Regions from separate parts of the Homo sapiens genome. Here region 1 is linked to region 2. The links are chromatin contacts, found by Hi-C or POLR2A ChIA-PET in ENCODE. All regions are on one chromosome and are shown on one strand. Each heading gives the region's core, a stretch centred on a gene start or an enhancer-like site at or near the end of the contact. The rest is flanking DNA. Distances are from core to core; before and after follow the strand shown.

Region 1 (3,532 bases), core at 14-2,513, 260 kb after region 2:
GCTCACGCCTGTAGTCCGAAATTTTGGGAGGCCGAGGCAGGCAGATCACAAGGTCAGGAGATCAAGACCATCCTGGCTAACATGGTGAAACCCCCTCTCTACTAAAAATACAAAAAAATTTAGCCAGGCGTGGTGGCGCACACCTGTAATCCCGGCTACTCAGGAGGCTGAGGCAGGGGAATCGCTTGAACCTGGAAGGCAGAGGTTGCAGTGAACCAAGATTGTGCCACTGCACTCCAGCCTGGGCGACAGAGCAAGACTCTGTCTCAAAAAAAAACAAAAAACAAAAAACAAAACAAAACTGAGTTTTTCCCAGTTTCAGGCTATTAAGTTAAAGCTGTTATGAACATTTGTATTCAAGTGTTTGTGTAGACCTATGTTTTCATTTCTTTCAGGTAAATATCTACGAATGGAATTGCTGGGTAATTTGGCACATATGTGTTTAACTGTTTTCCAGTGGGGTTGTACCATTTCATTCCCTCCAGTAATGTAAGATAGTTTTAGTTGCTCATTAATCCTTGGTGTTGTTGGTCTTTTAAATTTTAGCCATTCTAGTATGTACTAGTGTGGTCATGGCTCACTGTGTGTGTGTCTAATTAATAACTTTGTCTTATTTTTACTTTATCATAGTCTAGCAGTTTTCGGTTTTGAGAAAAATTGAGTGGAAAGTACAGGGAGTTCTCATATACCCCCAACCCAATTTGCCCTATTATTAACATCTTGAATTAGGGTGGTACATTTGTTATAATTGATAAGCCAATATTGGTATTGATGAGCGGTACATTTGCTATAATTGATGAGCCAGTATTGGTACATTATTATTAACTAAAGCCCTTAGTTTACATTAGGGTCCACTCTTTATGTTATACATTCTGTGGGTTTTGACAAATATATGACATGTATCCACCATCATAGAGGCCTGCAGAATCGTTTCACTGCTATACAAATCCTGTTTTCCACCTGTTCTTCCCTCCCTTCCCCTTCTCCTTCCAATCTTTGGCTGCCACTGACCTTTTCACCGTCTTCATAGTTTTACCTTTTCTATAAGGTCATATAATGGGAATCATACAATATGTAGTCTTTCAAGATTGGCTTCATTCACTTAGAAATGCACAGTTAAGTGGCTTGATAGCTTATTTCTTTTTAGCACTGGATACTAGTCCATTGTCTAGATGTACCACAGTTTACCTGTTCACCTACTGGGGGACTGTGTTGCTTCCGGGTCTGGGCAGTTGTGAATAAAGCTGCTGTAAATGTCTGTGTGTATTTGTTTGGTGGGGACAGAGGCCAGCTGCCAGCATTCTGGGAGCTGAGCTTGGGTGAGGCGGGAGCTTTTGTTCAGTGGCTTATTTTCTCTAAAGTGCTTTAATCTCCACTCCACTGTATGCAGTAATCTTCTTAGAGAGCAAACCTCTGGGCTTTCTTCAGGACAGGAGGGGAATCTGAGGATCTGAAGAGTCCTTTTAAAGACTGATCCAGTCCTGGTTTTAGCCTTACCTTTTGGTTTCTAAAACTATGACTATGCAATCAACTTTGCACTCGATGTAGTAAAAACGTTTCATGCCAAGGTGTTGAAAGGCCAAAATGACAATAAACACGTTTACATAAAAATATAATGTGCATCCGGTGAAGATGCAGAGCTAAAGGTGAGTCCTTTCTTCCAGATTCTTGTGTGTTGTCCCCATGTCGAGGTTGTCAGACTATTACAGGGAGCAAAGTTAGAGGCCGTGGTGTGGCTGTGAAGTGAAAAGCTGATTGTGTGGGAGGGTCCTGATTATAGTCATCGCAGACAAGGACGTGTTCTCCACCTGTGATTTTGTTTCAACCTCTACATTATCTCCCAGAAGTGTGCCAAACTGTAATTCTCACAATATCCAAGCTGATGTTTTTTAGTAGTAGGTTTCCTGATAGCATTATAACATTCATTTCTCTGGGCTCAAGCCATTGTTTCCTCGTAGCATCCTCAAAAGCAAGGGGTTCTGGATACAGAAGGAGGAGAACATCCATTGAGACCTTCGAGTGGGTCCTGACCCTGTGATTGTCTTGGATCATGTCTGTTGATGCCTCCCAGGGCAGTGAATGAACAGCAAGAGGGGACAGTGATGAGTTCAGTCCAGTGATGTATACGATAGACTGCAGTGGATGGAGGCAGGGCTGCAGCTCTCTGAGAGATGGTCTGTTCCGGAGAGGCTGAGGTCAGAAGGACAGTGGGACAGGGAGGCACCTGAGCCCCGTAGGGTGGCCTCTTGGCTTGGTTTTGGGTGTGATTGGACGAGATGGCCTCTACAGTTCTTTCTAGCCATAAGGATGTAGGATACTAAAAATGAAGCCCCATCTCTTCACCCTGATATTCGAAGCTGCTTATAACCTGGTTACTTCTTACCTAACTTTCATGCTCCGTCTTCTTCCCAGCATCTTCTCCCTAGTGAGCGCATCTTTGTCCTCAAGACCTTCTCTCTTTTGTTTCCCCTTAAATCCCCCTTCTGCCCACCCCCACCGCGTATATATTGTGACTTGTTTTCTTATCCAAATTCTGCTAAGATTTACTTTCTTTTTCTTTCTTTTTTTTTTTTTTTAAAAAAAAGACAGGATCTCACTCAGTAGCCCAGGCTGGAGAACAGTGGTGTGATCATAGCTCACTGCAGCCTTGAACTCTTGTACTTGAGTGATCTCCCTGCTTCTGCCTCCTGAGTAGCTGGGACTATAGGCACTCACCACTCCACCTAGCTAATTTATTTTATTTTATTTTGTTTTGCTTTGTTGTTTTATTTTATTTTATTTTATTTTCTAGAAATGAGGTCTCACTATGTTGCCCTGGCTGTTCTTGGATTCCTGGCCTCAAGTGATCCTCCCACCTTGGCCTCTCCTCCCAAAGTGCTGGGATTCGAGGCGTGAGCTACTGCCCCTGGCCCTTTGCTCTCTTTATCTTACCAGTGGAGCTTTCCTTGTGACCTCACGTCCTCCGTACCTCCCTTCTTTGAGTTCCTATTGGACCTGCTTCCTGCACTGCACAATGTAGCAACTTGTAAAATGCCATTTTTAGGGTGGGAGGCTGTGGACTTCAGAGGGTGCACCCAGGGATCAGTGAGGGACAGGAGGACCAGATTGCCTTATGATCCTCAGGATTCCACTTGAGTGCTTGGTGATGCATTATCTTACGACATAAACACACAAACAGAAGGTAGGAGAAGCTGTCTCAAGGGTGCAGCCTTTCCTTGGAAAGTATGCAGTGATTTAAGTGTTCAGAGATTGGCACAGACCCTTTGAATCTATGCACGGCCATTCTCACAGTGATTTTTGTGTGTATAAAATATTGACCATGAAACTGGGTAATGGAGTTGAGAATAGATACTTTAAGGAGGGTGGCGCTGCTTAGGAAAAAAAGGTTTCAGACTATTGAGTGTGACTTTTGTGAGAAATGGGAAAGTTCTTCAAAGATTATAAAAAGTCACTTTCTTACTATAAGATTGCTATCCACTATTAGTACAAATATATGTATTCCAAATCAGCTGTCCTAGCTTGCTGCAGCATG
Region 2 (3,691 bases), core at 537-3,036:
CTTCTGGGTTCAAGCAATTCTCCTGCCTCGGCGCCCCTAGTAGCTGGGATTAGAGGCACGCACCACCACACCTGGCTAATTTTTTGTATTTTTAGTAGAGATGGGGTTTCATCATGTTAGCCAGGCTGGTCTTGAACTTCTGACCTCAGGTGATCCGCCCACCTAGGCCTCCCGAAGTACTAGGATTACAGGCCTGAGCCACCACGCATGGCCATCATTCTCATTTGATCAGGCTGCTAACAAGCTAGTTAGTGGAGCTGATGGGATAGAGAAGTACTGACTGATGTTAAAAAAAAAAGCAAAACCTCACGCTCTGTGCATGCATGTGTTATGGTATGGGAAGAGAAGGAGGCCATTGGAGTCAGTTGTGTGCTGATAAACTGGCCTTGGTGGGACGGCAGTTCTGATTTGTAGCTCTTGCTGATTTCTGTGGTGTGAATACTCCCACCTGGTCTGATTTCAAGCTCCCCATGGTTTAACAACCTACTTGCAAAATTCCTGACTTAGACTTTTAGGAGTCGCTGGAAGGTGGCTGTGGCATACCACTGAAGGAAGCAGAGGTCAGGAGTCTGGGTTTGAGTCCCAGCTCTGCCAGTGAAGAACTATGGAATCTTGGTTTTATCCTCTCTGATTCTTTTTTTTTTTTTGAGGTGGAGTCTCACTGTCACCCAGGCTGGAGTTCAGTGGTGCGATCTTGACTCTCTGGAACCTCTGCCTCCCAGGTTCAAGCGATTCTCCTGCCTCAGCCTCCTAAGTAGCTGGGATTATAGGTATACACCACCACGCCAGGCTAATTTTGTATGTTCAATAGAGACAGGGTTTCACCATGTTGGCCGGGCTGGTCTTGAATTCCTGACCTCAAATGATCCACCCACCTTAGCCTCCCAAAGTTCTGGGATTACAGGTGTGAGCCACCAAGCCGGCCTATCCTCTCTGAGTCCTGATGACCTTGTTTGTCAAATGGGGATAATGACACCTGCTTACGTTATGGACTTTTTATAGATCCCAAATGAGATAAGAATGTGTGCTGCTTGGTATATATTATAGTAAAGACCTCACATTAATCCATACAGGAGCAATTATGATGTTGCAAAGGTTATAGCTTTTTTTGTTTTTGTTTTTGTTTTGATACAGTGTCTCGCTCTGTCGCCCAGGCTGGAGTGCAGTGGCGCAATCTCGGCTCACTGCAAGCTCCGCCTCCCAGGTTCACGCCATTCTCCTGCCTCAGCCTCCCGAGTAGCTGGGACTACAGGCGCTTGCCACCATGCCCGGCTAATTTTTTGTATTTTTAGTAGAGACAGGGTTTCACCGTGTTAGCCAGGATGGTCTCGATCTGCTGACCTCGTGATCTGCCTGCCTCGGCCTCCCAAAGTGCTGGGATTACAGGTGTAAGCCACCACGCCCGGCCTAAAGATTATAGCTTTAAAAATGTTTCCTTCTGTGCTGGCTGGGGTGGCTCACGCCTGTAATCCCAGCACTTTGGGAGGCTGAGGTGGACCAATCAGTTGAAGTCAGGAGTTCGAGACCAGTCTGGCCAACATGGTGAAACCCTGCCTCTACTAAAAAATACAAAAAAATTAGCTGGGCGTGGTGGCACATGCCTGTAATCCCAGCTACTCGGGAGGCTGAGGTGGGAGAATCCCTGGAACCTGGGAGCCGGAGGCTGCAGTGAGCAGAGATCGCACCAATGCACTCCAGTCTGGGTGACAGAATGAGACTCCGTCTCAAAAAAACACGTTTCCTTCTCCTCAGTGTCAGTGTCACATTCACCTCTTGAAACATAGCTGTTATCTTTTGGGCAGGCTTCCTGTAGAAGTTGGGTCATATGTTGATCTTGAATCTGAAAGTTACCAACACAAACCCCAAAGTTTCATAGTCTGTTTTCTTTGGCTCTATTTCAGTGTTGTTGTATTGTTTTCATTTTCGGTTTTTAAGTGATGGTACCCTAAGAAGAACTTAAAATTAGAACAGCAACATGCCATCCTTGTAGAGAATTTGAAAAATTTGGAAGAATATAAAGAAGACAGTAAGAATCAGTTGTTGGGCTGGGCTCAGTGGCTCACACCTGTAATCCTAGCACTTTGGCAGGCCAAGGTGGGTGAATCACTTGAGGACAGGAGTTTGAGACGAGCCTGGCCAACATAGTGAAACCCCATGTCTACTAAAAATAAAAAAAAAAATTAGCCAGGCCTGGTAGCGCATGCCTGTAATCCTGGCTACTCGGGAGGCTGAGGCAGGAGAATCGCTTGAACCTAGGAGGTGGGGGTTGCAGTGAGCTGAGATTGCGTGACTGCACTCCAGCCTGGGTGACACAGCGAGACTATGTCTTAAAAAAAAAAAGAAGAGTCAATCATTGGCTGGATGGATCCTGGGCAGTCAGTCATTCTGCGGGGTGGGTGGCAGATCTAGGGAGAGACCCCAGAGATTAGTGGTGGAGCTGGACCTGTGGAGGTGGGGCTGTGGATCTAGACTCACTGGAGGTATTTCAGTATTTTACTAGGTGGTGTGCCTGAGTCACTGTGCATTGGCTGTGGATATAGGGGCGGCTTTATCCCCTATAAGATAGAGTCTTCGTGAGCACAGTGGGTGTCAGACTTGAAGTTTGTCAGTAATTCGTGTAGCTTGGCAGTGATGGTGGTGATGGCCTTGCTTGGCTTATTCTCATGGTCCCCATCTCTATCCTCATGACCACTTCTAAACACATCCCCAGAATCAGCAGCGGGACAGATCCTGTCGCCAAGATGAGACCTGACGCCACAGACTTCCAGAGAGCTAATTATACTTGTGAGAAAAAGGGGATAAAAAATATTCATATCCAAGTGTGGCTGACTCTCCCTGCTTAGAGTAAGACACAGGAAGCCAGCTTCTTAGTTGCTTCATGACATAAAATAAACACTGTTACATGCACAGTCCTGCTTTCTGCTAAGCTGCAGATGCCCTAAACCTTGAAGCCAACCCCTCTTCAGAACACAGTCTTTGGAAATTCTTGAGGTTAGATCAGTGGTCCTCAATCTTTTTGGCACCAGGGATCAGTTTCGTGGAAGACAATTTTTCCATGGACGAGGGGTGGGGGGATGGTTTCAGGATGATTCAAGCATATTACATTTATTGTGTACTTTATTCCTATTATTATTACCTATTATTATATTTATTCCTATTATTTATTTATTCCTATTATTATATTAAAATATAATGAAATAATTCTACAACTCACCGTAATGTAGAATCAGTGCGAGGCCCTGTGCTTGTTTTCCTGCAAGCCACCTGGGGGTGATGGGAGACAGTGAGGGCTCCTCAGGCATTAGATTCTCATAAGGAGCACACAACCTAGATCCCTGGTGCGCACAGTTCACAACAGGGCTTGTGTTCTGATGAGACTCTAATGCCACCGCTGACTGAACGGGAGGTGGAGCTCAGGCAGTACTGCAAGTGATGGGGGCGTCTGTAAATACTGATGAAGCTTTGCTTGGTTGCCGGCTGCTCACCTCCTGTTTTGTTGCCCAGTTCCTAACAGGCCATGGACTGGTACAGGTCCCATGGCCTGGGGGCTGTGGACCCCTGGCTTAGAAGGTGAAGTCTTTGGCCAGGCGCAGTGGCTCACACCTGTAATCCCAGCACTTTGGGAGGCCGAGGCGGGTGGATCACGAGGTCAGGAGATCGAGACCATCCTGGCTAACACAGTGAAACCCTG

The links. Hi-C counts contacts between places; a loop is a spot of excess contacts on that map. ChIA-PET counts read pairs that join two places held with the same protein, here RNA polymerase II (POLR2A). Pooled maps may share reads with other maps.
Region 1: a loop to region 2 is called in a pooled map, with 6 times the contacts of the local background. The contact joins two enhancer-like sites. A Hi-C loop is called at or near these places in 1 of 168 maps with a recorded cell type or tissue (naive thymus-derived CD4-positive, alpha-beta T cell), 2 of 37 single-sample maps with no recorded cell type and 8 of 50 pooled maps. POLR2A ChIA-PET finds 5 or more read pairs at or near these places in 4 of 52 experiments (GM10248, OCI-LY7, activated CD4-positive, alpha-beta T cell and 1 more).

Annotation. Positions count from the first base shown.
Region 1 is chr10:12,627,813-12,631,344 of GRCh38, forward strand. The region is part of intron 2 of CAMK1D (calcium/calmodulin dependent protein kinase ID); the gene reads left to right. Among named protein-coding and RNA genes, the nearest start is that of MIR4481, 24 kb to the right of the region's middle. Within about 2 kb of position 1,264, at least 6 of the 41 ENCODE cell types and tissues checked have a DNase peak (open chromatin) inside an H3K27ac peak, as active enhancers do.
Region 2 is chr10:12,364,330-12,368,020 of GRCh38, forward strand. The region is part of intron 1 of CAMK1D (calcium/calmodulin dependent protein kinase ID); the gene reads left to right. Among named protein-coding and RNA genes, the nearest start is that of CAMK1D, 17 kb to the left of the region's middle. Within about 2 kb of position 1,787, at least 4 of the 41 ENCODE cell types and tissues checked have a DNase peak (open chromatin) inside an H3K27ac peak, as active enhancers do.